Linked DNA regions of Homo sapiens: region 2 is linked to region 1. The links are chromatin loops, found by intact Hi-C in ENCODE. Cell type or tissue: heart right ventricle. All regions are shown on one strand. Each heading gives the region's core, and the rest is flanking DNA. Links, peaks and the distances in the headings are about the cores only. Region 1 has its middle 120 kb from the start of ACSL4. Region 2 has its middle 8.2 kb from the start of GUCY2F.

Region 1 (15,518 bases), core at 3,651-11,650:
CAGGAGGGGGTCCTTGCTCTTCATAAATGCCCCCTGGGACTGTTTTTTTTAAGACATGGTCTTGCTCTTTTTGCTCAGGCTGGAGTGCAATGGCACGATCTCTGCTTACTGCAACCTTCACCTCCTGAGTTCAAATGATTCTCCTGCCTCAACCTCTTTAGTAGTTAGGATTACAGGTGCCCACCACCATGCCCGGCTAATTTTTATATTTTTAGTAGAGATGGGGTTTCACCATGTTGGTCAGGCTGGTCTCGAACTCCTGACCTCAGGTGATCCGCCTGCCTCAGCCACCCAAAGTGCTGGGATTTACAGGCATGAGCCGCCAAGCCTGGCCTGCCCCCTGGGACTTTTGAAGTCAGCCTCCTTCCCAGCACCTTGTGTTACCAGGAACTTTATATTCACTAGAAAATGGATTTTTATTAACTTTAGGTCTTCTTGTCTGTCCCTGATGCCATCTTTGTCCCCATTAGCAACATGGATCCTTAAGCTAAAAAAAATTACTACTTTGTACATGTTAGTTGTGCAAAAATAAGCAAACACAAAAAAAGCACAAAGAGGAAAATGTTAAGTAACTATACATTCAACCACTACAAGATTATCTCCATGTACCACTTAATGGTTTTAATTTTTCCAAAATTCCACCTATGCCTTTTCATGCTTTCTTCCCCCTTGGGGTGGCAAGCTCCCCAGAGCCATCTCAATCTGATTCATAATAGTGCAGTAACTTCTGGTTATTAAAACTGGCCCATTCTGGTTCTGAAGACTTTGTTCCTTTTGTTTTGCAACTTTAATCTCTTATTTGATTCAAAGTTCTCCTCCTCCTCACTCCCTCTCTGTGCTTTTTGTCCCACTCCCTTTGTGGTACATGTGTACTTCTAGTGTTGGGGTCAGAGAAAGAAAGAAAACAATTCACCACTGCGAAGGCTATCATTTGCCACCTCCTCTCATCAAATCTGCAATTGGGCTGTCCCTTGCATCTTCTAGCTGCTGGCCTGTCTCTGCATTTCTCTGAAGCTTGTGCCTCTTGACTCCCTGCTGTGTGTATTTTTCTTGGGAGTAGGGTAGGGCTGGAAAACCCATAGCTCCCAATCTCCTCCAGGGCCCTTGTTTCCATACCTCTTGGACACCAGAAATTCAAGGAAAATATTTTTTGCTTCCTATTTACCTGGCAACTCCATCACCCTATTCTAGAGTTCTTGACCCATTTCCAGTGGCTCTAGGCCTAGTCTGCAAAGCAGGATTGGTGATTAAGCACAAGTCTAACCACTGCTGTTCTCTGAGGCCTCTCTCTAGTGGTGCACTGGAACCAGCTCATCCCAGCTCATGAAAGTCAATTGTTAAATTTTCTGAAAATGTGTTAGCCAGTTGATGGATGTCACATTGGTAGCTTGAAATTGGCCATGGTGGGAGTGTTTACACAACATAGATACCTCCAATGAGTTGTTAAACATTTACCAGCACACCATTGCCTCTCTTTCACCAAGAAGAGGAGTAGTAGGGATAGGAATAGGTTTCTCTTCACCATCATTGCAGTTTTCAAAAGGCAACCTCTATTCTCTTTTCAGGCCAACTCTTGATGGGTAGCTGGGGTGGAGGTGATGATAGGGTCAGTTCAGCTGAAATGGGACCTTTTTAAATAGCTATGGGAAGTGGCTGGCCCTGATAACTGGGGCTATTAGATTGCTTTTAATGGCTGCCTACCATTTCATTGTATCAATGCACCATGACTTTTGGAATCAATCTCTCATTTTGGACATTAGATTATTTCCAGTCTTTTACTATGTTAAAGAATGATGTAAAGAACATACTTACTGGGGCCGGGTGCGGTGGCTCCTGCCTGTAATCCCAGCACTTTGGGAGGCCGAGGTGGGCAAATCACGTGGTCAGGAGATCGAGACCATCCTGGCTAACATGATGAAACCCTGTCTCTACTAAAAATACAAAAATTAGCCAGGCGTGGTGGTGGGTGCCTGTAGTCCCAGCTACTCTGGAGGCTGAGGCAGGAGAATGGCGTGAACCCAGGAGGTGGAGCTTGCAGTGAGCTGAGATCAGGCCACGCACTCCAGCCTGGGTGACAGAGCAAGACTCCGTCTCTAAAAAAAAAAAAAAAAGACCATACTTAAACTGGGGGTTGGTTGTAAAGAGTACCAAAAAAAAAAAAAAAAAAAAAGAGAACATACTTGTACAGAAATCTTGTGTTTGATGAAATAAGCCATCAATAAATGTTGGTTATTATTACAATTATGATAATAAAGAGGAGGATTTTTAAGTAAAGTTTCCAGGCTCAGTTGAGGACATGGATGATACTTATCATACCTTTCCACTTACCTTTCTCATCAACATCCTTAATTCTGGCAGTCAGAATTATATCCCCCAGGCAGGAAATTGGAAGCTTCCTCTCTGGGAAATTTGATTGGCTTAAGAGAAAAGGCCCACAGATACCAATAATTGTAGGGTCTCCCAATGAAGTGGCCAGGTCCACCTAAGGACATAAGGCTAATCAATCAATAATTGCCCCCCCGCATCTCCCCACACACAGATTTTCAGTTTCCACACTCCTAAATACAAATGAATAATTAAGAATAGTGAAGCATTGGCGAAAAGTCTTTAATAGAATAAAAGAATATGAAACACACATTGAAAAAAGGAACTTGGAAGAAACAGAAATAATGTAGGGAGGAGAAGAAGCCATAAAATCCCTATAATTAACATTTTCAGAGAGATGCATAGATACATCATGTCCATGAAACATGGATGCTAGAAATAAAAAGAAACATTCTAAGAATAAGAATGAATTCTGTCTGTGTCAGGGTGGTGCATGGTCCACATTGAGAAACAGAGATGCTCAGGCTGTGCCCTCAAGATGACCAAGTGGGAGACAGAAGCACCAGTGGTGGCAGAAACCCCTGACATCAAGTTCTTTGGGAAGTGGAGCACTGATGATGCACAGATCAGTGACATTTCCCTTCAGGATTACATTGCAGTGAAGGAGAAGTATACCAAGTACCTGCCTCACAGCATAGGGCTGTATGCCGCCAATTACATCCACAAAGTGTGATGTCCCATCATGGAGCATTTCACTAACTCAATGATGATGCATGGCCACAACAGCAAGTAGCTCATGACTCTGCCTTGTCAAGCATGCCTTCAAGATCATCCACCTGCTTACAGGCAAGAACCCTCTGCAGGTTCTGGTGAATGCCAGCATCAAATGTGGCCCTGGGAGGACTCCACATATATCGAGCAAGCTGAGACTGTGAGACAGCAGGATGTGGACATGTCCCCACTGTACCATGTGAATCAAGCCATCTGGCTGCTGTACACAGGTACCAGTGAGGCTGCCTTCCAGAATATCAAGACCATCACTGAATACCTGGCCGATAAGCTCATCAGCATTGCCAAGAACTCTTCCAACTACTATGCCATTGAGAAGAACAACCTGGAGCTCATGGCCAAGTCCAACTGCTGATTTCCTGGCTGTAGCCCAATAAACCTGTCTGCCTTTCAGGGTGGCCCCACAAAAAAAAAAAAAAAGAGAAGAAAAGAAAAAAAAAATGAGCTCCTAAAAACTCAAACTACTTGAATAGAAATTTCTTACAATTAAAAGTTTACTTATTATGTATCTATGGATATATTTTTAATTAATCTCTAAGAATGTAAAACAAAAGTGCAAAGAGTTGGGGAAAAGAGAAAAAGAATAGGAGAATTAGAGAACAAATATCCATTAGGAATGCCCAGAGAGACAACAGAAAAATAGAGGGGAAGAAATAATCAAAGACATAATAAAAGAAATTTCCCTCCAAACAGAAGGAAATGAGTTTACAGACTAAAGGGCCAACTATGTATTTAGCACAATGACTATATGACACATAGAGACATTGTTGTGAAATTTCAGAATGCTGGGGATAAGGTCTCCAAAAATGTACCTCTCACTAACCATTTCTCAGGAAGCCACAAGAACATGTGCTCTACCAAGACAAGGGAGTGGTCAAAGGAATATATGGGGTCCAGGAAGTAGAAGGTTGAACACAAGAGAATGATAAAGAAAATTCCCAGGATGAAGGTGAAAGGAAAGCCCAGGAAGAAAGCTGTGCTGTAGGTTAGGGATAGGTAAATGGAAGGGTCTGGAAAGATGTATCCAGGAAAAAAGATAGAACCAACAAATTACCTGATATGTTGGCCATATTGAGAAGCATTTTAGAGTCCTTTTGGAAAGTATGGGGTTGGGTTAGTACTAATAGGCACACAAAACTAAGCTAGTGAAAAAGAAAATCATCATTAATTCTAAGAAAAACTACAGAACTGTGTGTATGTAAGGAAGGGAAAGGATTAGAAGGAAGCTAAATCATCATATCCCATACAAGAAGTGAATTTTTAAAAACCACTTAAAATTTATATATCATAAAATAGCAATATAAGCTATAATTCCAGAATTTAGAGTTGCATACCAAAGCAAAACCATAAACCAACCAAGAGAGATAAGAATGGTTGTCTCTTAGAAGTGGGAAACAGGGATTGGGAGGATGGAGGTAGCTGTTGTTTTTTTTTTTTCAACATAGGACTTTGGGGTACTATCTGTTCAACTATATGCATTTATTACTTTAGTAAGAGTAGTAACTGTTGAATAGTGTCTTGTGGAGTTTATATAATTCAAATAAAATTCTTAGCACACTACTTGAAGCATATAAGTGTCATTTATTTATTTAGACAGAGTCTTACTCTGTTGCCCAGGGTGGAGTCAGTGGCATGAACACCACTCACTGCAGCCTCAATCTCCTGGGCTCAAGTGATCCTCCCACTTCAGTCTTCCGAGTACCTGAGAATACAGGTGTACAACATCATGCCTAGCTTTTTTTTTTTTCCAATTTTTTGTAGAAATGGGGTCTCACCATGTTGCCCAGGCTGGTCTTGAACTCTTGGGCTCGAGCAAACCTCCTGCCTTGGCTTCCCAAAGTGCTGGAATTACAGGCATGAGCCACCTTGCCCAGCCAAACGTCACTATTTAAACTCCCTGTTATATAGTATGTACTAAAAAAACATAAAGTGGAAAGTAGTTATAATATTAGCTATAGAAAACTATGTTTATTTAATCAGGAAGGTCAACCGGCTCTATAGTGTTGGAAATCATGTAAGTCTTTGGCTTTCAGCCATTTTAGATCATTAGGGCTACTTCCTATCTTCTATTCACACACAAAAATTGAGAGCTTTACTATCACTTCCTTTATTCTTGTAAGTCAAGAAAGACAATTGTGCCTTTGTCCTTCTGACATTTAGCCCAGAAGTGAAATGGGCTACAACACAAATAAATGACCTGGTTTTGTTTTGTAAAGCACATGAAACCTTGATGTCTCAGACTGGATAGAGTTTTCTCCAACTTTGCAAAGGTGCTGATACTTCTATTTGCAAGGCTGAAGACACTGACTTTCCCTGATAGCTAAGCAACCAAAACTTTGAACTCTCAGGTTAGGGAAATGAAATCTGAAAAAACAGCTTAAGGATCTCCTATGATCTTCTCCACATCTAGAAGTGTACCTGGGGAGTTTTTTTTTCCCAAGACTTCCCACATCCAAAAATCTTAAATTCTGCTTTGTTTATTTGTTTGAGTTTTTTCTTTCCTTCTATTTAATTGCAAACTAGAACTATGCATTGAGACAGTTTGATTTTGATTAAAGGCCTAGTCACACACAATTTGGATAACATTTCCTATTCTCCAAAAGAGTCGAAAATTTGTAGAATAAAGAGGGCATATAGGTGGTGTCGTTTCCAATACAACTCTGGACTGTGGTGTCAAATTGTCCTGGGTTTGAGTCTCAATTCTACCACTTCCTGTCACCGTAAGCAAGTTACTTAACTTCTATGCCTCAATTTTCACATCTGGTAAATGGAGACAGTCATAGCATCCACTCTCTAAAATTCTTGTAAAGATTAAATGAGATATGGCATGATAATCACTTCTCACAGTGCTTGGTCCATAGTAAGCACCAGAAAATTGAAAGCAGTTTTCCTTATTCCTCTTATCTCTCTAGGAAATGAAACCAATCCTTTCTATTTGAGGTATGGCAATCAAAAGGTACCCAATCATTGGATAAAGAAAATGTGGTATGTATACACCATGGAATATTATACAACCATAAAAAAGAATGAAACCATGTCCTTTGCAGCAATATGGATGCAGCTGGAGGCCATTATCCTTAGCAAATTAAGGCAGGAACAGAAAACCAAATACTGTCATGTTTCACTTACAAGTGGGAGCTAAACATTGGGTACACATGGATATAAAGATGGCAACATTAGACACTGGGATCTGCTAGAGAAGGCAGAGAGAGAGGATGGGGGCAGGAGCTAAAAAACTGCCTGTTGGGTACTATGCTCACTACCTGGGTGACAAGATCATTCAAACCCCAAACCTCATCATCATACAATAAACCCACAACAAACGTGTACTCTCGAAATCTAAAATAAATGTTTAAATTACAAAAAAAGTTACCCAATTGAGCCTTAGATATATCATCCAAACTGGAAAAGTATAAAAGTTGGAGGTAGCCCAAATTATCAAAATTAATACTTTTCATTTCTTCATGGTAAAAGGAAAGCTATTTTTAAAAATTCAACTGTGGTTTCTCATCGTGTCTCTGGCGCCCACTAGTGGTAAAATACATGAATTTTCTCCCAGTTTCTGGGTGCATTTTGAAAATACGGCCCAATATTTAAGCTCTAAACTGGAACTGAGAGATAATTCTTTAAACTGCAGCTGTGATGTTTGTTTTTTTGACTCAAATCAAGATGTTACATATTTTATCTGTGTTTACCCTTACAACTCTGGCTGCTGAAAGCACGCACACGTGCACACACATTTCCTGGGTCAAATTCAGGTCAAACTTTTGAAAGAAAATAGTTCTTGTTTTAGACTTGGATTCTCTACTTAGACTGGGATGAAAATACAAGATGACCTAATGAAGAACTAACAACGCACCAGTAGTTACAACCTTGGAGATTACCAGGCCAGATCTATAGGAACCACACAAGAGCTGAAAAACTCCAACTACGGATTGGCACTGGTAGTTTACATGGATAACTTTGATGAAGAAAATAATCTTTCATAGCCTGCACTGAGGAACTTCTGGGAAAAGTCATTTGAAGTTCTGTTAATTATTCAGCAAATTATTTTCATATTTTACTTTAAATCTACATTACTTAGATTGTCTCTTTGTCATTGGTTGCTTGAGAAAGATTTAAAAGAGATCAAGACAACTACATTTTCAATTAAAAGACAATCATAAAACCTTCTAATTTGGATCACCATGCAACATCCGGCCTGGGGAAAAAGGAAAGGCCATTTCCGATTCCAGTGGCTTGAGAAATTTCTGACGTAAAAGTTCTATTAAATGTTTATTTAATCAAAAAGAATGACTAAATTCTTTGTTGTCATGCCTCATGTTGCTTCATGATTTTCTCTATTTTTTCCTTCTTTGTGTTCTTTACCCTATCTATTGCCATTCCTTTTCCCTACACCTCTCTCAAATCAATTCTGCTTTATCTTACAGGGTTAGGAATCAGATTTCAAGTTTCCTGAGACACCACCTCCACAGAACCATTGAATTTACATCATCATTAAATAGTGTATTCCAGAAAATATGACTAAATAACCAAAGTTGCCACGGTTTCAGAGCTTCTAGGAAGGGAGTTGCTTTTCTTGGCTCTGCTCTGAAATATGCTCCCCAACATGCCCAATTTTGCTTTCTCTTTGTCTGTTGGACAATGCAGCCTGCACCATATTCGCTACACCTCCCACATTGCCTAAGACCTCAATTATTGTAACCTTGTTCTATCTCTGCATATTTGGTAATTGAATAAAATAACGTATTGTACCCAGCAAATAGTGTCCTGTACCCATCCAGTGCAGAACACAGAATGCGCTGGAGAATTAATGGAGCACAGAGAAAACGTTCTAGCAGTGGGAATCATCTGAGAAAATCTTCAGCTAATGAGCTGGGAAGCTGGTTTTGCCATTTGGGATATGAGCCTCCCCAAACTACCAAAATGTGACTTTACTTTGCCTACTATGGATCATAATGATAACAAACAATAAAAAAAAGAAAAATCAACAAAGAAATAGATCCTAGGTCTCCCAAAATACAACTGAATAAAAGCTAGAAGACACAAAGGTATAAACCTTGCTTGTAAAATCTAACCCTACTTATAAAAGTTGTCATATTGAGCAGAAACTATGTCTTGACTGAATTTTTTGTATCTTCTCCCGAAGCCAGAAAAGTGCTCTCAATGAACTCAAGTGAGCGTTGACATGAACTTGATTGTCTCTCTCTTGGTTAGGGAAAAGTGCAATTACTGAAATGGTTGTGAAATTCTGGGACCAAGTTCGGCCCATTTCAGGCAGAGGGGTTACCCACTTCGAGGAAAGTGCTGAGATTAGCCCAGTTTCCTATGACTTCTGCACCACTTTAATTTCTGCTCATTACAGAGCAAGACCCTCAAGGGCTTTTGGAGCCCTTGAAGAAAGAATCAGCCACGCTTAGTAGAATTTTAGTGTTAAATGTGTTTTACTGTCTTCCTATTCTTTTTTAAATTGAGAATTCTCATACAGGACATAAGTAGTTCCAAGCTTACAAATAGAGTCAGTTCTAAAAATGTGTTTGTAAGTCAGTTTTTTGAACTCAGATTCCATTTCCCCAAGGATCAATAGTGTAAATGTTGACTAGGTTCCAAGTCCAACCTGGAAGAGTTTCTCTAACCTTTAATGTTGATGAAATACTGAATCTTGGCCAAAGAAAATAGCAGAAAATGGTTGTAGCAAAACCAATAATTAAATGAAGCAGAAATAAATTGAATAATTATTTTTTTCTCTAATGCTAATGCTTGGAGCAAAACAAGTTTAATTGTAGAAGAAGGTGGAAGTAGGTGGAGACTTTTGTAGCAATTTAAATTGGGAGGCTTTTGGGTTTCTTGAGGAGCTATGCACTCGCTGGCTCCGGTGCCTTATTCTGCTTTACTGCTAATCTTCCTCTCCTATTTCAGAGTGAGGTTCATGGTGCTCAAGAGTTGACCATCTGGCAATTAGTGGATCTTGGACTACCATGTTCAAACTCCTATTATTCGGCTTGTTTTATCACTTAGTTATTGCAGGCTAGCCTGGCGATTTGATAATCATACAGTTACGCATTTTTTAAATTTATAGTCATGTATTCTTTCATTTATGCCCACAGTGGATTGTTGGCTAAAGACAAGAAACACAGGACTGCTGTTGAAATGCAAGTGAATAAGGATGATAAGAATGATAGTGATTCTGAAAATTCGTTTTTGTATGAGCTGAATTGTGTTCCCTACCCCACAACAAATGCATATGTTGAAGTCCTAACTTCAAGTACTTCCGAATGTGTCTGTGTTTAGAGATAAGGTCTTTTAAGAGGTAATTAAGTTAAAATGAGGTCATTAGGGCAGGCCCTAATCCACTATGACTGCTGTCCTTATAAGAGGAGGAAATTTGAACACAGACACACACAGAGAGGAGACCATGAAGACACAGGGAGAAGACAACTATCTCCAAGCCAAGGAAAGAGGCCACAGAAGAAACCAATCCTGCCAACTCCTTGATCTTGGCACCTAGTCTCCAGAATTGTGAGAAAATAAATGTCTGTTGTTTAAGCCACTCAGTCTGTGGTACTTTGTTATGGAAGCCCTAGTAAACCAATATATTGTCTGAAACTGCTGTTTATCAGATTCCTAAGTGATAACAATCTGATTTTAAAAATTATATAGTACATTAAGCTATCTCTCACACTTTAAACATCAATGGCAAAACTAAAGGTATAGTAACAATTATATCTAATTTGGCTCTACATTTCTTGGGGAAAAAAGAATAAACACATTTGCTATGTTATTGGTGAAGAAAGTCTGGAGAAATAGTATTTTCTTCTAATGTCTTCATTTAGAAACAAAATACTAAAATTATGTAAATATGTGAACTTATCTTTACAATACAAAATGCAACAATTTCAAACAGCATGACATGAAAGCAGTTTTTGTCTAGTTTTGATGCCATAATACGTAACTGCTTTTGACATTTTAATATACATTCAGTCTCCAAATAAAACATACTGTAATATTATGTTTATAGTTGTCAAAAATTATGTTCATTTTGCATACTTTAAACAGTTTGCATCACTCAAATAAGATAAATCAATTTTTCCTATATTTTAAATAATATTAAAAATTGCATTAAAATGTATTTTTAAAATGTTAGCATTGTGGTAGGAAGCCTCTGAGATTGCCCCAGTGATTCCCACCTCCTGGTATTTAGGCCCTTGTGTAATCCCAACCCCATGCATGTGGGCTGAATCTAGTTACTTGCTCCTAAGAGAATATGGCAAAAGTAATGGGACTACACTTTTGAGACTAAGTTATGATTTCTCCCTTGCTTTCTTTTTCTCTCTCCTTTGCTCATTCTGAAGGAAGTCAACTGCCATTTTATGAGCTGTGAGCTGCCCTATGGAGAGGTCCACATGGTAAGGAACTGATGTCTCTGGCCAACAGCCAGAGAGGACTGAATCCTTCTAGCTACCACAGAAGTGAGTTTGGAAGCAGATCCTTCCCCAAGCTGAGCCTTCAGATGAGACCACAGACCATGCACTGCACCTTGATTGCAGCCTTCTGAGAGACCCTAAGCCAGAGACATCCAACTACACCATGCTCAAGTTGCTGACCCACAGATACCATGAGATAATAAATGTTGTCTTAAGCTACTGATTTTGGGGTAATTTGCTTTGAAGTAATAGATAGCTAATGCAATCTTCAATAATATAATGATCTAAAATAAAATACTTTTGTTTACCATTTATTTTTTATTATGGCAAGAATGAGAAAATCTCTGGAAAATCTTTGGGTTGTACTAGCCAGGAATGATCACAAAGGAAGCAATTATTTCCCCTAGACCTGAGTTACCTGAAGGCACTGGTTAAAAATTCAGATGTCTGAAGCCTACCCTGGAACTACAAGATCAGAAGATCTAGTGGATGAGTCCAGAAATCTGTATCTTAACAAATCCCACCCCACCAAGCAAATCCAATGCTCATTGAAGTGTGAGACTTATTTTTTTTCAGAGAGGCATTTATACAATTTAACTGTTCTCAAGCATGGCTGTGCATCAGATTCCTCTTGGGAGTTTATTCAATCCTGAATTCTACTCCAGACTTGTTGCAGCAGAATCTTTGAGGATAAGCCAAGGAATCTGTATTTTTAAGGCTGCCTAGTTACTTCTGAAGAAATTCCTTAATGACAAGCCAGGCCTGGTCAGGAAATGTCACTGAATCATTCTTGGCTTGTGCCACCCACCTATTCTGTCCTTAAACTTGGAAAATAATGCTTATACTATCTTATATCTTATCAGTCCTAGAGGCAGCCACCCACACCTCAGGTCACATGGGCTAAGAGAGAAAACAGGAGCCTGGGTTTGGGGGAAAGGCCCTTGGACTACAAGTGACAACATTCAGTGATATCAGGGTAGGAATAAAGCACATAAATGAGTATTCTACATATTCTACACTTCTGGAGGCACCTGCAACTCAGGTCACATGGACTATAAGAGAAAACAAGGACTCCATCACTAACAGTATCTGGAAATCTCCACGGTGGCACGATGAGGCATGACTGTCAAGCAGTTTGACCTGTTTAGTAGTTGGCCCCCGACCTTTTCTTTTTCCACTATATCCCAGTGAGCAGGCTAACGAGATTCGTGATAACAACACTATGCCTTATTTCAGGAGTCTTGTTACAGTCAAGTTCTGTGTTAAAGGCTTAGCATGCAAGGACTCATTTAATACATTAACCTTGTGAAGGAAGTACATCAGTAGTCTCCATTTTATTCATGAAGAAACTAAGGCTCAGAGAGGTTGTGTGGCTTGCCATGAGTTACAAAGCTAGAAAGTGGCAGAGCTTGAACTCAAACCCAAGTCTATTTGACTCCAGAGGCTGGGACCATAAGCATAAATTCTTTTATTTGTAAGATGATACCACTTGTTTCCTTTGGCTAGTTTGTTCACCACTTAGCCTAACAATGGCCACAACTGGAACTGTTTCTTTTATTTTAGCTTCAGGGCTTCCCAGGTTGGGTGTCGAGTTGATCTCAGCTGGCTGCCAGCCCTGGCTGTAAGCTCTGAAGATCCTCCAGATAAGAACTGTTCTTATAAATTCTGGCTCCTGGACTAGTTATGGGGACAGGATGAAAGGCTCCAGAGTAATCCTTTAAGCTCTCCTAGGCAGTTGCAAGGGTATCCATCACCAGACCTGTTGCCTGAGACACTGGCATTCCTGAGACCCCAGGCCATACAGATAGAGTGGCCGCTGGCTCTAGTATAATCAGAAACTAACTGTCTTGTTAACTCTTTGTTCTGGTGTCAAACTGACACTCATAATTAGCTTTGAAAGCAACATAGGGGCTATGGCTGGCCATTGCATAGGAGACATAAAGGGCAAGGAGGAGAAATGTACTCAACAGTGTCAGTGGGCAAGTAACTTCTCTCTCTCAGGGACAGACCCTGACTCTGGTGTCCCTCTCCTGAGTTTCCTTATGTATAGCTGGAGTAGGAATCACTCCACTGGGCTTGGGGATCCTACCTTGGCTCTGACCTGGCCCAAGGGCCTTCTCTGCTGGTGAGAGCCCCAAAGCTGGTGCTGTGCTCCCTAGCTGAGAGAACCCTCCCCTTCTGAGCCAGCACTCAAGGGCCTCTTGGAAAAGCTGCTTCTGTGAACCAGAGGAAACAACAGCCCATAAGAGAAGATTCTAGGAGTTCTCGGGTCCCAGTAATTGTGGAGCAAGAGTGTCCACAATAACTCATTTCCTAGCCTCTGGCAACTAGGGGGCATTGAAGATCATTTTAGCAGGGACTGGAAGAGAGGCTTCTCAGACTTATGTGATCCAATGGGTCAGATTTGCCCGGCCTGGGGATTAGCTGAGACTGCACCTACTCATAACCACTCACTTGGTGGATTCAGAAGAGAAAACAGAAATAAATCCTATGGGTCAGGGAGACTGGCTGACTATATCATAAAAGCCCATGCAAGGCAAGAGGTTCTTGAAACTTGGAGTTAACTGGGATCTGTCCTACTTCCCTGAAGAAGTTCTAAGCAATTGGCTTTGGAACTCCAAGGACTTAACAAATAAATCACTGGGAGACCAAAGCCATCTTGGTTAGTGTTCTGAAAACAAAGTTAGGTCAAGGTTCACACGTCAGTGTTAAACATCAAGGGCTAAGGCTAAGCTAGAGTTTCCTGGAGGTTCCTTGCAAGCTTTTGGGAACCTCAGAGAAGATACAGCTCACTTTCTGATGATTACCTTAAGCAGCAAGAAAGGCCAACTTTTAACACTCTTGGGCCTGAGAGCAAAATTTTAGTAGCTGCTCCTGAGTTTCCTCCCATTCCTCACACTTGATGCCTAGTTATTCATGGCCTAAAGTAAGACAGAAATGCCTCAGGGGCAGCATTTCTGAAGAAACAACCTAGGTTTGTGTCTGTGGGAACTTGGGGAATAACTGGGTCCCTGGAGGTTAAACAGCTACTGCTCCCAGGGCAGTTTTCCCAAGCATTGCCAGAATTTCTGAGCTGTCTTCAGATTGCATCTAAGAAGAGGGTGTCAAGTGACTTACTCCTAAAGGGACAAAAAAAGAGGTGGTAAGGAAGAGGCCTCAGAGTAGCTGTATCCTGTGCTAAACCCTAGGTAGTCCAGTCCCAGCACTCACTCTCAGTCCAAGAAAAATATAGCAAAATATAGAAGACATTAAAATGGCCTAGGTTGGGTGTGTGTGTGTAGACTTTCTTAGTTTCTATGTCTCCAACTCAGATAATGGTGACTGTTTATAACAAATCTCAGTTAAAGTAACACCTATGATTATGGATATAAGCCATTTCCTACCATCCTGGATAAGTGCTGCTTGCATTCAGAATGTGACTAAAACTATCATGCCTAACTTGTTGCATTAGATTTATGGGATTATGGGATTTTGTTCCGGGACCTGCTAGGTCTAATTAAAGTGTTAGGACTCCTAGGAGACCAGTTGTGGTTTGCACAGACAGGAGCTTGAAAACATGCTGCCGTGAATGTGTTCCCAGCTCTGCAGCAGTGGAGATGCAGTTGCTGGAACTGAGTGCTCCAGGTGTCAGTGTAGAGTTGTGGTCTTTGTCCTTGCTGCCCCAAATCCCCAATCGTTAATTTATTGGGTTTTGTTAGAAGACATTCCCACACTAAAGAACTCAAGAACTGAAGTGACTGTTCTTGCCTTGCTTCATGGCCCCTCTGTGGGCATGAGTTCTGTGCACAGAGCTCCTTCCTCCTTCCTTCCCTCCCTCTCTCCCTCCTTCCTGCCTTACTTCCTTCCTCCCTCCCTTCCTCCCTCCCTCCCTCCCTTCCTTCTGTCACAGGCCTGAGTGCAGCCCTGGAACAAGGACCATGATCCTGAGGGGAAGGGGATGTTTCTGGGAAGGGCCAGAAGAAGGGTGTCTTCTCACTCCAGGCTGGCATCTGCTACCACCTCACTCTTCAAATACTGGGGCTCGCCTGACTCTGTCCCCAGCCTTTGCCCTGGAGGAGTAAAATGGGACAAGAGAAACCCCATCCAGTCCCATGAGGTCAACTAATATCCCTTGACTGTGGTGGCTTTCCAGCCCCCATGTCTCGCCTGGGCTCAAAGCCAAGATTCCCAGTTTCTTGCTGGACATGTCCTCTATCTAGCACCCCAAACCCAACAAGTCCAAACAGACCTTGTCACCTGTCTCCCCTCACTCCCCCTCTCTACTAACAGTCTTGTGTTCCCTGCCTCAGTTGACAGTATCACCACGGACCCAAGCTGGAACCTCAGGGTCCTTGTCATCTTTTCCCTCTCCTTGACCCCATGAGAGCCAGCCCTGAGGTTTCTACCTATTGACATGTGCCCTGAGTCATCCCCTCCTCTCGGCTCTCACTGCCACGGTCGTGGTTCAGAGCCTGTTCCACTTCTTGCCCAGACCCTGGAGATGGTCTCCCAATTGGTCCGCATGCAGCTGGCCTCTCTTCCCTCCAATCCTTCCACACCCTGGTGCGGTAAGTACTGTCTTCCTGGTCTGTCCCACATCTGCCTTAATAAAAAGCTCCAGTGGCTCCCTCTTGCTCACAGAACAAAACCCTCAGCTTGGCCAATAGGGCTGTGAATAGCTGACTCCGAACACTCGTCCACTTGCCTTCTGCTGCTGCCTGTGGTGCGCCCAGCCATGATTGTCCCACCCTCTGGAACATGCAGTAGGCCCTGTCACACAAATATTGCTCCCTCTGCCTGGAATATCCTTCCCCTCCCTCCACTATTCCTTGTGACGAAACCTGCCATCACCCAAGATGCCTCTCAAGCCTCCTTCATCCATTAAGCCTTCTCCAACTTCTCCAGGTATGTTCCTCTACCACAGCACCCATTGGACCATGAGGGCTTATGTGTGCCTCGGTCCCTCCTACTGCATGGGGAGGACCCCAAAGGTTGCCTGGG
Region 2 (15,518 bases), core at 387-8,386, 370 kb before region 1:
AGATGTATTCCTTTTCCTTAAGAAGTCCCTCTCTGTCCTGGGCATCATTCACTCAGGGCCCTGTTCTGGATTCCCAACGTGAGAACTGAGGTGTTAAGGGCTAAAAATGACTTATATTAAATGAGAAATGTTTTTTAATAATAGTTTTATTGAGATATAATTTATCTACCACAAAAGTATATAATTTAGGGTTTTTTTAAAGTATATTCACAAGCTTGTGCAACATTTTCATTATTCCCACAAAGAAATTCCATTCTTGTTTAAAAGTCACTCCCCATTTCTCTCCTCCTCCTAGCCCCAGGCCACCACTAATTTACTTTCTCTATGGATTTTCCTATTCTGAACATTTCATATAAATGGAATCATACAACATGTGATCTTTTGCGAGTGGCTTCTTTGTTTGAATGAAAGAAGGACATGGATGAAATTGGAAATCATCATTCTCAGTAAACTATCGCAAGAACAAAAAACCAAACACACTTTGTTTGAAAAACAAACCGTTTTCAAGGTTCATGCACGTTCTAGCCTGTACCAGTACTTCATTTCTTTTGTGGCCAAATAATATTCCACTTTTTTGGGTATACCACATGATCAGTTGATGGAAATTTAGGTTGTTTCCACCTTGGGCTATTATGAATACTGCTTTTATTACTTTTGTGTAAAAGTTTTTATATGGACATATTGTTTTTATTTCTCTTTGGCATATACCCAGGGAATTGCTGGGTCATATAATAACTCTATGTTTAACATTTTTTGAATTGGCAAACTGTTTTCCAAAGTATATGCACCATTTGGCATTCCCACCAGCAACATATGAGGGTTCTTTTTTGCCTACATTCTTACCAACACTTGTTACTATCTATCAGTTTTTTATTTAAGTATGACAGGCATTTTATATGTACATTATACTTATATGTACATCTTTATGTTCACAACAACCATGAAGGTGGATATTACCCATTCTTTCCATTTTGTAAATGAGGATGCCAAGACTGAGATAAATTAGGCAATAATCATACTTACTGAGTGCCAATGATGTGACAGGCATTTTTGGAAGCCCTGTCTCCTTAGATCTTCACAGTGACCCCACGAGATAGATACTATTTGAATTCCCAGACATCCAGAGAGGTTACAGTAACTTACCAAAAATCACACAGCCACTGGTCAGTAGAGACAGAATTTGAACTCAGACACTCTAATTCTAGTAAGTAATAGAGCCAGAAAATTTAAACGCAAGACTATTTGGCTCCAAGAAAGCTCACGTTTATCCTTGATATATTCCACTAATGCACCCTTGTGCTATCCCTCCAAAGACTGCTTGCACTCTAATAGAGTCTCCAGAAACACACCGTGACTACCCAAAGGAAACAATCCCTAATTGTAGAATTTCAGGTGACCTGATGGAAATACTGGTGCAAGTGAGGGCCCCAGTTAGCATTCTCTATGTAGTGCTGCATGGTGCCATGAGCAACCCCAGTATGGATTTTATGAGAAGGTTCTGATGAGGACTAGGATGTTCAAGGGACCATCATTCAAGGAATGTTCCAAAATCCTGAATAGACATAAGATTCTAAATTTATAGGTAGAAGTAGCTGGGAATTAGCACATAAATAAAATTTCTAAAGTGAATTTGCTTCTTTTGATTAAGAGTTCCACAAACACTTGTTGCTCTACGGACTTTACATATACTAGCTCAATGGATCATCACAACTGTCCTATGGGGTAGGTATTATTATCATCCACATTTTATAGATGAAAAACTGAGGCACAAAGAGATTAAGTAATTTGCCCAAGCGCATACAGCTAGTTTCTGGTGGAGCCATCTGTGAAAATAAGTACTCTAGCTTTAGAGTCAGGACTCTTAACCACTGCCTCTTAATCACAGTATGGGGGTCATTGGATTTATCCATACACTCAAGAATTCCCATTAGATCTCTAAGTTTTAGTTATAGTATAATTAAAGATGATTTTAGAACAGAAATCTAAAACCATTTGGGGTCCTCATGAATCTAAAATTATACAGATACTTCAAATCCATTCACGAGTACAAACTTAAGAATTATTCCTATACACCTTTTAGAACTGCTATGTCAGAAACATCAGCACACTGTATGATTAAGTATTGACCTTAGTGTTCTCATGGACTTACAACACCAGAATGTTCACGGATTCTACTACATGTTGTTGGAACTCGTATCAGTTCCTGTCTATGTTTCCAATATCAAAGCCTAACAATTTACAAAATTTCATCTTCTCTGTATGATCTTTACTCCCTAAGGTGCCATGGAATGAAAGAATCCAAAATAGCACCCTCTCCCTCCACAAAACTGTGAAGCCAGTCACATCGATTGAGCTTTCCTCTTAACATTAGTTGCAAAGAAAAAAAGTAGCGCTTTTACATTTTATATATACATATATTACTACTAAACACTACAGGGAACTCCTAATTACATACATCATGGGAAATGGCCTTACATAATATTAGCCTAGGATCCTTGCATTCCTTTGGAGACTAAGATGCAGGGCTGGGGCATGAGGTATAAAAATGATTCAGAATGGTGTGCTTCTAGTTAATCATCCAGAATAAGGCTTGGACAAGTAGCTCCTTGTCCTGGGGGAAGTGAGAACCTGGGGAACAAGGGAGGTGATGGACAAAGATAAATTAGAATGAGAGAGGAAAACTACAAGAAAGGATGTTAGGCAAACTTACACATTTTGCTTCATTCCAGTGAGGGCTCTGAACTGTGATTCTCGACCTTCCTTTAGATTTTTCACCTAACCCTACCTGACAGAAAGTTATTTTTCTGATTCAGTAGTAATAACAAAATTCTCCGTCTGCTTATAGTACTAAACAAATACTTATAGTACTCAACAAGGCATATATTGTTTCATAAAAGTAGAATAGCTTTGGGCAACAGGCAAAATGATAATTTCCAATTTTTGAGCATCTCCTTTCAACTGGCACTGTTAGCCTTACTTCATTTATTTCTCACAGCATCCCTAAGAGGTAGGGAAAATTCTTATTCTCACTTTAGAGATACAGAAAAAAAAAATAAAGTACAGGAAGTTTATGTGCTCTGGCCAAAGTCACACAGCTGATACATGGTGGAGCCATGATGCAAATTCAGGTAGCATAGTTCCTGGGCCTGACGCTGAATAACTTTGCTATACTGCTTCAGGATGCAAAGAAGTTATTGAAGTGTATTACGCTGTATATTTACAGTATACGTTATTTTGTTGACATATATGTGTGTGTATTTATGGCATTATAAATGAGTTTGCTTTTCTTCAGTTTTGAGTGGAGAAGTGACCCAGCTTTCTGCCACATTCAGCCCAGAAAACGTGACCCGAATAAACCTCAGTGCTGCCCTCTAGTAGTCAGCTCCCACACTGAAAGTAAAGCCAAGGTTGTAATGACACCACGCGGCCGCAAGATGTCAATATTTTAACATTATTATCAAACTCCTCTAAGATCAATTTTTTTTAGAAATTAATACGGGTTGCCTGATTGTTGTAAAACTATGTTAGAAAATTCAGAACAGTAAAAAACAGAAAAAAATTTTTGCTTTTATTGAATCCTGTATTTTTCCAAAGTTATACTCAAACCAGGTATACAATTTTGTAAACTTATTTTTTTAATTTGACATGGAAACATACCTATGTTCTCACTAAGGGCACAGGATTTGGAGTCAAGCTGACCTGCCTTCAAACCCCATCACCATATTCCCTAGCTGTGTGACCTGAGGTTAATTACTTAATTTCCCTAAAGCCCTAGGTTTCCTCAAATGAAAGAAATTATGATAAACAGAACTATTTCCCAGCACTGTTGTGGGGATTAAAAAGAATGATGTACATTAAGTGTCGCACACGGTGGGTGCTCAAAACATGGCATTTCTTTAGACCATGCTAATCCCATGGCACTCTTGTTTTTAGAAGCTCCACTCTACATTTTATCACATATACTTTGACATGTACACACCCCATATCCCATGTCAAATAAGTATATATTTTGCTAAAAATTTGAGACGATTTTAAAATTTTGCCTTTGAAATTTATTATCAGTTATGCTTCTTAGCAGAGATTATATATACTAAAGAATTCTTACCAACTGATACAATCTAACCAACCATTTTTCCAATGTGTCAAAATTGTTCTGAACACAAAATGAAATAATCTATAAAAATGATGAGTTACATTTTTTGACATTTACTTAGACATTTATAGACTTTAATTTTGCAGTTATCTTCATATTTTGAAGCCAATAACTTTTGTCAGGCTTCAAACCCCTTTGGCAGATCCTTGGGAAGTTCATAGGTCTTAGGCATTTTCCTTGTAGTGCTCAATGGATTAAAATAAAAGAATCTGGTAAACATTATTACCACTTCACTTATGCATTATTTTATGGCTACAGAATATTTAATTTTGTATATGTTCCAAAATGTACTCAATCATTCCTCTAGTACTTAGGTTGTTTCCAAATTTTCCCTATTATAAATGATGCTACAATGCATATCATTAAATATAAACCTCTTTTCAATATAATAGGATTATTAATTTATGATAGAGTCCCAGAAGTAAAATTACTGAGTCAGAGTGTATGAATATCAGTAATGGTTCTTAACATGTATTGTCCAATGACTTTCCAAAATATTTGGACCAATTTATGCTCTCACCAATGGTCAATAAAATAAAAGTGTCCATTTTATTGCCCTGTCACCAGCTGCAGATTGTCTCAAATTTACATTTGTCAATTGTATAGGCCAGAAAAAGATATTTGGTATTAACGTCTATTTTTCTATTACTATTGAGTTATTTAAAAATTATTTTCTCATAATTTTATAAGCCATATGCATTTTCTGCTTTGTGAATCTTCTCTTTGTCTCTTTCCCTGCTTCTAAGGTCCAGTGGTAGACAGAGGATTCCCCAAAATTAGTGTCTTTGCACAGTCTTATGCAGAATCAGGTAGTTAATAATACTATATAGTGCTTATAAACTGTGCTAATACTATGGATTGGCTTGCTTCACTTCCATTACACCCCGGAATCTTCTGTACCTAAGATTTGCCATGTGGATTAGATGTCACCAAGTAGATGCACTCATATGAAGTTTGGCAGTTAAAAGTGGGCTGAAAAACTATGTGTATATATGAGGTTTTCTGCAGTGCTCATTTTCCACCTTCCTAGGTCTCAAGAGGAAGTGATGTGCTACCCCCACCAAAGTCAACAACAGCAGCGTCCCCATCTGGTTTCTAATCACTGGGTCACAGCTATTGGATGCTCTTCATCTAGATCCGTAGGTATTCAGAAACAGCTGCAGCAGCTGCAGAGGAGAAAAGAGCAGGTTTTTGATTCTGGCAGAGCTCTACTGGTGACATCAAAGATAGTAATTCCCTTAAAGTTTCAGTTCTGTATTTTTCTGGAACTACGCTTGTGAAATAGACCGTTAGACCTTCCAGCAATCTTGTAAGTACTCAGTACCCTGTTTTAAATTCCTGCCTGTAAATTGTTAGGAACTTTTTGGAACATAATCTAACTGTATATATTACAATATAAAAATATGTATACACTTTGACCTAGCAGTTGTACTTGGAAAAGTCTCTTGCACGGTAATAAAAGCATTAGCATGTGTTTTCACAAAGATATTTATTGCAGTGTTATTTTAGTGGCAGAAAACAACCTGGAGAAAACCTGAATGCCCACCAATGGGGGGGTGGTTACATTCATTACAGAACATCCATGCTGTGGAATACTATAAATCAAACTAAAAAATTTAAAATTTTTTTTAAAAAGGAAAGGTTGTCCATTTATTGATCTGAAAGTATGCCATGATACATTTAAGGAAATGGTCTGTATAATTCCATTTTTGTAATTAAAGAGGCAAGAGCATTCCCTTCTGCTTAAGAAACTTACAGTGGTTTCTGTTTTCTGCCCTGAACCCTGACTGGTACACACACTGTCATCATTATCATCATTAAACGTTATATATCTGAGGTGGTGCAAACAGCCGGTTTCTCATCCAGTAATGAATCTCATAAATAAAATAAATATACAAGAAAATTCTTGGAGGCCCAATACTTATTAAAATATTGTACCACACAAGGGACTTCTGTTTTAAGATAGAGCAACTTGTAGCAAACTAATGCTGTTGCTGCAAACAACTAGAAAAATCAGGTGAAATACTCCCCAAAAAGTTCCTTTTTGAAGGCATCAGAGAGCCAGGCCTTGAGAGGTAAGAACCCAGAAAGAAGGGAAGCTCATGAAAATAAGCCCAACTTTCTGCATGTTGTTTTTCCCTTAGGGTATTTCTCAATTCTTGGTCCAGAAACTGGGTAGAGGGTGACTCCTATGAGGCAGAGAAGTCAACAGAGCTTTAGGTAATATCACAGAACTCGGAGTATAAAAATTGAAGTTTAAGGTCTGCCAAGGCCAGCCAGGATTTGAACAGCCATGAAACTGCAGAGAGAAGCAGCAAAGGAAAGTGAACCTGACACAGCACAACTTTTCCACTCCAGGAAATTGCCAATTAAGTTGCACAGGGCAAAAGATTATAAAGATTATAAGCCCTGCAGAGTGGCTAAAAAGTAGAGCGGAGTTTCAGGAAGATTCACAGAGCTGAAGATGCAAAAATTGGAGTTCAGAACTTCTCAAGGAGATGTGTCCCTGGGAAACATCTATCCCTGGTTCTCATTTGGGACCCCTGGAGAGCTATATCCTAGGAATAGAGCAAACTAGAAATAGGTTGAGTCTAGCAAACACTGCAAACCAGCCTCAGGTCAGCTCAGTGGCTGAAAGGATTAAGATAATTTGCCCTTCCGCTGCCTGGCAAAATATAGGGTGAATCCGCTCTGGAGCACATAAGATCATCTAGAGTCTATATACTTTTTTAGGCACAAAGTCTGGCACTCAGTGAAAAATTAACTAATGTACCAAGAAACAGCACCAAGAAGAAAAAAAAAAAAAAGCAGGCAACAGGAACAGACTTAATGACCAAGTTATTGCAGTTATATGACATGGGCTATAAATATTCAAGAAAATGAAGAACAATGTGGAGAATTTCACCAGAAAACTAGAATCTATAAAAAAAAGAATCAAATGGAAATTCTGAAAATGAAAAATACAATAAATGAAATTAATAATTCAATAGTGGGCCACATAAAGTCTAAGGTTCACCACTACTTTGTTTTGTTTTGTTTTGTTTTGTTTGAATTACATAGTCTTCTTAATTGGTGTCTTTTTTTTTTAATTATACTTTAAGTTTTAGGGTACACGTGCACAATGTGCAGGTTAGTTACGTATGTATACATGTGCCATGCTGGTGTGCTGCACCCACTAACTCGTCATCTAGCATTAGGTATATCTCCTAATACTATCCCTCCCGCCTCCCCCCACCCCACAACAGTCCCCAGAGTGTGATGTTCCCTTTCCTGTGTCCATGTGTTCTCATTGTTCAATTCCCACCTATGAGTGAGAATATGCGGTGTTTGGTTTTTTGTTCTTGTGATAGTTTACTGAGAATGATGATTTCCAATTTCATCCATGTCCCTACAAAGGACATGAACTCATCATTCTTTATGGCTGCATAGTATTCCATGGTGTATATGTGCCACATTTTCTTAATCCAGTCTATCATTGTTGGACATTTGGGTTGGTTCCAAGTCTTTGCTATTGTGAATAATGCTGCAATAAACATACGTGTGCATGTGTCTTTATAGCAGCATGATTTATAGTCCTTTGGGTATATACCCAGTAATGGGATGGCTGGGTCAAATGGTATTTCTAGTTCTAGATCCCTGAAGAATCGCCACACTGACTTCCACAATGGTTGAACTAGTTTACAGTCCCACCAACAGTGTAAAAGTGTTCCTATTTCCCCACATCCTCTCCAGCACCTGTTGTTTCCTGACTTTTTAATGATCGCCATTTTAACTGGTGTGAGATGGTATCTCATTGTGGTTTTGATTTGCATTTCTCTGATGGCCAGTGATGGTGAGCATTTTTTTCATGTGTTTTTTGGCTGCATAAATGTCTTCTTTTGAGAAGTATCTGTTCATGTCCTTTGCCCACTTTTTGATGGGGTTGTTTGTTTTTTTCTTGTAAATTTGTTTGAGTTCATTGTAGATTCTGGATATTCACCACTACTTTGTATGATATTCTGAGTACCGGTTATGTTATTCCCTCTGGAAGACTCCCTTCCCGCATTGTGTGTAGCATTCAGGGACTGCCAATCAATATGCCCTGCACCCCTCTGATCAAGAAAGTGGCGGGTACTAGGTCCAAACCAAGTCCATTGGATTTGCCTAAGAATCTGAATCTTGAGCTAAGCAATGCAAAGATGAAAAACAGAGCTGATTCATAATGCCAATGGTGCCCTGGTGATATGGTTTGCCTCTGTCTCCCCACCCAAATTCAACCTTGAATTGTAATAATTTCTTCATGTCAAGGGCGGGACCAGGTGGAAGTAATTGGATCATGGGGGTTGTCTTCCCCATGCTGTTCTCATGATAATGAGTGAGTCTCATGACAGCTGATGGTTTTATAAGCATCTGGTATTTCCCCTGCTGGCACTCATTCTCTCTCCTGCCGCCCTGTGAAGAGGTGGCTTCCGCCATGATTGTAAGTTACCTGAGGCCTCCCCAGCCGTGTGGAACTGTGAGTTAATTTAACCTCTTTTCTTAATAAATTACCCAGTCTTGGGCATGTCTTCATTAGCAATGTGAGAAGGGTCTAATACACCTGGAAAAGTAGCTCATTAGTTCCCTCCATATAGATCCTGGATAATGTCATGATTTCCATCTTTTTTGAGACCTGCTGGTTTAATTATTCCTTCTGCAAGCTAACTCATTGTCTTCCAAATAAACTCCTTGACTAGCCAGTGTATTAATTTGGGTAAGTAATACATCAACTGCCAAATTTCAGTGGCTTTAAAATATAAGCCATTTCCCATTCATGTCCTACCCAGAGTGGGTCTACTAAGGGACCCAGGCTCTTTCCATTCTTTGGCTCTGCTCTCTTCTAGGTCTTAGAAGTCCTCTGCATTCAACTGGCAGGATAAAATGTGGGAGATTTTTATGGAAAATGGCACATATCACTTCTGCTCACATTCCATTGCCCAGAACTTAGATACATGACCATACCTTGGTGCAAGGTAGACAGGGAAATGTAATCTAGATGGTTGTCCAAACAAAAGAGGAGAACATTATTATGTATGAGCACCTGCAGTCTACATACCACAGCCAAGGTCAGTTCTGTTACTTGCTAACAAAGGACCATAATCAATACAGATAGATAGGATTTTAACAGAGCTTAAAGAGGAGAACAACTCAGAGAGAGGAACTGGTGTAAACAAAGAGAATAGAGCATCATGTGGTTTGGCTGGAATGTTGAATGCATGATTGGGAGCAGCAGGAGACCAGCGTAAGAGGTAGATAGGGTCTTGAATGCCAAACTGAATTCTGTAGGCCAGGAGTTGACAAACTATGGTCTGTGGGGCAAACCGAGCCTGATCCCTGCTTTTGCAAGTAAACTTTTGTGGGAACACATTCACATTCATTTACTTATGCATTGTCTATAGATTATTTTCTTATGCAATGGCAGGACTGAGTAGTTGCAACAGAAAATACATGGCCCACAAAGCCCAAGAATACTTACTATCTGTACTCTTACATAAAAAGTTTGCCAACCTCTGCTACAGGCAATTGGGAACCACTGAAGGAAATTGATTAGATGAGTGGTACGTAATATTAGAATGGCACCACTGCATAGAGGTAAACTGGAATGTGTGAACCAGTTGTTTGGTTTGGCATAAGGGATCAGAGAGAGGGGTAACGTAAATTACTCAGGGAACTACTACAACAGTCTAAGAAGTAAAAATAGTAGTTACCGTTAATTGGGTGGCTACTACTTGACAAGCACTGTGATATGTATTTTGCAAGCATTATAAAATTCTATCTTCACAAGAACCCCATGAACCACATACTTTTTATTTCCATTTTACAGATGAGAAAACTGAAAATAATACAGATTACATTACTTCTTAGTCTCTTTTACTGGCTCTTCTTCCTCTCCCTCCTCTTGGGAGGGCAGCATTCTGCATGGTAGTTAAGAACATGGATTCCAAAACAAGACTGCCTATGTCCAAGCCTCAGTTTTACCATTTGCTTTCTATGTGAGCTTGGGAAGTTATTTAACCTCTTTGTGCCTCCGTTTCCTTATTAGTATAATGGTGGTAAAGATCAAAATGATACTTCCTAGTGTTTTGGTAAAGGATTCAATGAATTACTCTATGTCATGCACTTAGGACAGTGCCTGGCACTTAGTAAGGCCTGTAACACATTTGCTATTATTTTTCCCAACCTCTGAATCTTGGCATATTCCAGGAATTGGTCCAGGACCCTCTTTTCTTCTCTAGCCACACTTCTGTCATGACTTTGTCTAAGGTTTCCATCTCCCATGACACTTACTTTCCCACTACCCTGTTTTGTTTTCACTGGGGCACAATCTAAAAATACCTTATTTACTACTTTGTTAACATATTTATAATCTATCTCTCCCACTTGAATGTAGGCTTCATGAAGGCAGAGACTTATTGTTGTTTATTGCTGAATCCTTAGGGCCTAGAACAGTACCTGGTGCTGTTAATGCCCAATAAGTATTCATTGAATGAGAAAATGAACTCAGCCAAGTAAGTGGCAGATATAGAATTGAAATCCAGGTCTGACTGAAGCCAATACCTATCCCTTCATCACCATGCTATATAGTATAGTAACCATAAAAACAGGAAAGGGTGGATTCAAGAATCATTTAAGAGGTAGAATTGAACTAACAGTAACTGATTTGATGGCAGTGGAGGTGGGAGCGGAGGAGGACTTGAGATTTACACCTGGATGACAGTGACAGTAGTGTTTTAAAATGCCTTTTCTTTGAGTGTAATTGACTTTTACTCATGAGAAGAGGACCCTTATCCCTGAAATATCTTAGAACTGAGTTAGGAACATGGCAGGAAGCACACAGTCTTGGGGAGACAGGGACAAATTTCATTTTTGGAAATGTTAACTTTTAAGTGGTATAGTAGGGAGATGCAAAGGCAGAGTTGAAGCTGAGAAGAGAAATCCAGGCTACAGCTATAGATTAGGGGTTAATCAGCTTAGAGGTAATAGTTGAAATCCTAGTAATGGACTCTAAGTAAGCACCTACAGTTAAGGGAATTAGAGAAGGAAAGGGGCAACATAGAGAGGAAACAACGAGAAGGGACATGTTAGGGTCCCAGCAAGAAACAGATGACATATTCAAAATAGGAAGATTCAAGAATGGCTTAATAAAGAAATTGTTTACAAAGGTGTGGGCAGGGTGCAGCAAAACCACAAGGGATAACACTCTTAACTGGAGATATTAAAACCCTTAGGCTGGAAGGACTGAGGGAAGGGAGTAATTACCAGAACTCAAAAAAGTCATGTAGAAAGGACCACTCGGAAAAGAATTGTGACCTTTTAACAAAAGGTCCATCAACAAATGGACACAGCCATCTCACGGTGACCCAACAAGAAAAGAGCTGAATGTAATAAATAGCCTAAGCTCATTATTTTCTTTATGATATCCTGCCATGGTCCCCATGGGCAAACAAAAATAGAAACTAACTAAAGGAAAGGAAGCCTGTTGATATAATCCATAAAGATCACCCTCTCAGGGATGAAAGCAGAATAAAAAAAAGGTAGAGAGTGGCTCTGGAGGAGTAAGTGATACATATCTAACATAGTGCAATCCTTTTGCCCCTCAGTGTCCACTATTGTTGTTCACCTAGGTGAAGAGTTTGTTTCCCTTGCACAGGACACACAAAGACCCATAGCTATTGCATGATCAAAGGATGATGTCAATTGAGTTGCATTCCCAACTGAAACCTAAAACAATCACACTAGTGCTCTTCACATAAGGCAGAGGGTATAAAAATAGGACTTTTAAAAGTAACATAAAAAGTAGCTGCTATAGTATCTGTTTTTGTAAACTGCTTAAGTAATCAAAGCTACCTTCTTCCACTACCCGCCTCATAATTCCCTTATCTTCTGCCAGCATACAGGCTCGATGGGGCTCTTAAACTGGTGGGAAAAACAAACTCTTTAGATCAGTGGCATATGAGTATGGTCATATCTATATTATTGGGTTGTCCCATTTCCAATTTGACCAGTACTATGGGGCAAAGAAGTACAGGAGACACCCCAGTGAATACGCTGGGTTCCAAACATACTCTTATTTTTCCCATGTGTAGCAGGAACCCAATTTTCCCCTAGTAAATGGGATTAGTCACTCCAGACAACACACTGACCTGTTGGTTCAATAGCACGGTGTCTCCAAAATGACCAAGTGATATCGCAGCTCCCAATTAATTGGAAACATCCTGACCATGTATCCTGGTGTAAGCAATCCTCTCTTAGCACTTTAGCTCCCTTGGTGACTCCAAACACACCAAGTCCAAGCTTGCAGATACAGGAAGATAACATTCTTTAAGTGAATTATTGGATATTATACTGAGAAGGGCCACTCCTAATTCCACTCCTTGGTTATCATACCTATACATTCTGGCCATGGGTTGCTTTTAAGCATAAACTGTCCTGCAGGATAACACCCCAAGCTCACAAAGTATTGTCTCTCAGAGGCTGCCATAAATGAGCCTTCAGCAGGCCATTACACATTTTATGAAGACAGCTATTTCTGGATGAAGGAGTACATAGTAAGACAGTGAATTCCATGGGTATGAGCCCACTGCGTTATTATTATTATTATTTTTTGCCATAAAGTGAATTTCTGGTCAAAGAAATGTTGGGTGGGTGTATTAGTGAGGGTTTTCTAGAGAAACTGAACCAACAGGATATGTATACCTAGAGAAGGAAAGGTTTATTTTAAGGAATGGGTTCATGTGATTGTGAAGATACAAGTCCAAAATCTACAGGGTAGGCCAGCAAACTGAACACCCAGGGAATAGTTACGGTCCAAGTTTAATGGCACTCTGCAGTCAAGAAATTATTGCTTGGGGTAGGATAGTTTTGTTTTATTAAGGCTAATTAAATTTGATTCACTCGTACAATGGAGTGTAATCTGCTGTACTCAAAGTCCACCAATTTAAATGTTAATCTTATCCAAAAACACATTCACCAGAAACATCCAAAATACTGTTTGACCAACTCTGTGAGCAGCATGGCCCAGCCAATTTGATACAAAATTGTTTTAATTTTTGTGGGTACCTAATTTTTTTAATTTTTAATTTTTGTAGCTGTTTATATTTATGTGGTACATGAGATATTTTAATACAAACATGTAATATATGATAATCAAATCATGGAATATGATGTAACCATCCCCTTCAGAATTTAACCTTTGTGTTACAAACAATCCAATTATATTATTTTAATTATTTTAAAATGTACAATTAAATTATTATTGAATATAGTCACCCTCGTGCTATCAAATAGTAGGTCTTATTCATTCTTTCTAACCATTTTTATACCCATTAACCATCCCCATTTCCTCTTTCCCACTAATTTCCCCCCGCTACTCTTCCCAGCCTCTGATAACCATTATTTTACTCTCTATCTCTGTGAGTTCAATTGTTTTAATATTTAGCTTCCACAAATAAATGAGTACATGCAAGGTTTGTCTTTCTGTGCCTGACTTATTTCACTTAACATAATGACCTCCAGTCCCATCCATATTCTTGCAGATGACAGAATCTCATTCCTTTTTATGGCTGAATAATACTCCATTGTGCATATAAATGTACCACATTTTCTTTATCCATTCATCTGTTGATGGACACTCAGGTTGCTTCCAAATCTTGGCTATTATGAATAGTGCTGTAATAAACATGAGAGTGCAGACATCTCTTTGATATCCTGATTTCCTTTCTTTTGGGTATATACCTAGCAGTAGGATTCCTGGATCATATGGTAGCTCTATCTACAGTTTTATGAAGAACTTCCAAACTGTTCTTCATATTGGTTGTACTAATTTACATTCCCACCAAGAGTGTACAAAAGTTGTCTTTTCTCCACAACTTCTCCAGCATTTGTTATTGCCTATCTCATGGATAAAAGCCATTTAAACTGGAGTGAGATGATCTCTAATTGCAGTTTTGATTTGCATTTCTCTGATGATCAGTGATGCTGAGCACCTTGTCATATGCTTGTTTGCCATTTGTATGCCATCTTTTAAGAAATGTCTATTCAGATCTTTTGCCCATTTTTTAATTGGATTATTAGATTTTTTCCTATAGAGTTGTTTCAGCTCTTTATACATTTTGATTATTAATCCCTTGTCAGATGGGTAGTTTGAAAATATTTTCTCCCTTTCTGTGAGTTGTCTCTTCACTTCATTGATTGTCTGTTTCACTGTGCAGGGGCTTTTTAACTTGATGAGATCCCATTTCTCCATTTTTGTTTTGGTTGCCTCTGCTTGTGAGGTATTGCTCAAGAAATCTTTACCCAGACCAATGTCCTGGAGGGTTTCCTCAAATTAATAGATTCATAGTTCGAGGTCTTAGATGTAAGTCTTTAATCCATTTGGATTTGATTTTTGTATATGGTGAGAGATAGGAATCTAGTTTCAGTCTTCTGCATATGGATATCCAGTTTTCCCAGCACCACTTATTGAAGAGACTGTCTTTTCCCCAAAGTATGTTCTTGGAAACTTTGTCAAAAATGAGTTCACTGTAGATGTGTGACTTTCGTTTTGGGTCCTCTATTTTGTTCCATTGGTCTATGTGTCTGTTTTTAGGTTAGTACCATGCTATTTGGTTACTATAACTCTGTAGTAAAATTTGAAGTCAGATAATGTAATTTCTCCAGTTTCGTTCTCTTTGCTCAGGACAGCTTTGGCTATTTTGGGTTTTCTGTAGTTCCATATAAATTTTAGGATTCCATATAAAATTTAGGAATAAGACCTACTATTTAAGACCTACTATTTGAAGCCAGCACATATCCAAGTTTCACACGAGACCCATAACATTACTCCCTGGGTATCACTGTTGGTTATTCAGGGCCCAAGGACTCTTTAGTCAGCAGCTGATGAATCTTGCCCAGACTGGGTCCTTCCCTTCAAGGCAGCAGGTTCCCTTCTGACCCAGGGTGTGTCTAAAAATGTCACCCAGGAGCTGAAGCCTGGGATGGGGGTCTCACGACTCTGTCCAGTGCCATCTTCTACTGTGGCTGAGCGAGTATCCAAGATGCAAGACAAAGTTCTCTTTATGCTTCTCTTTCCTCTCCACAGGCAGAAGGAAGGACTCACTTTTGTTGATCTGAGTTGTGTTGCCTGGCACTGGGAGAGGGGTAATATAAGCACTCGCCCAGCCACACCATCTGGTGTCTCCCTAGGTCACATGCAGACCAAGTCCACTGACTCTAAGCCCAGCACAGCATCAATGCTTGCTTAAGAATTGCAGTCCTTGTGTCCTAGACTGTCTTTCAAGTTCACTTAGGACCCTGTGATGGTTAATACTGAGTGTCAACTTGATTGGATTGAAGAATACAAATTATT

The links. A loop is a pair of places that touch in the nucleus more often than their neighbours do. Peaks named below come from ENCODE experiments on the same cell type or tissue, not always from the same donor. Only the 100,000 strongest peaks of a DNase experiment are listed, where the experiment ranks them.
Region 2: it touches region 1 in a loop (4-fold over the local background); 12 of 110 quality-filtered maps call a loop at or near these places.

The regions. Positions count from the first base shown.
Region 1 is chrX:109,850,451-109,865,968 of GRCh38, forward strand. It overlaps the pseudogene RPS5P7. Among named protein-coding and RNA genes, the nearest start is that of ACSL4, 120 kb to the left of the region's middle. In heart right ventricle, for the core only: CTCF peaks have their summits at 6,653 (motif pointing left) and 6,852; no DNase peak of the experiment used is centred there; H3K4me3 peaks cover 415 bases; H3K27ac peaks cover 1,755 bases.
Region 2 is chrX:109,482,534-109,498,051 of GRCh38, forward strand. No RefSeq gene overlaps it. Among named protein-coding and RNA genes, the nearest start is that of GUCY2F, 8.2 kb to the left of the region's middle. In heart right ventricle, for the core only: CTCF peaks have their summits at 3,401 and 3,600; a DNase peak (open chromatin) is centred at 3,398.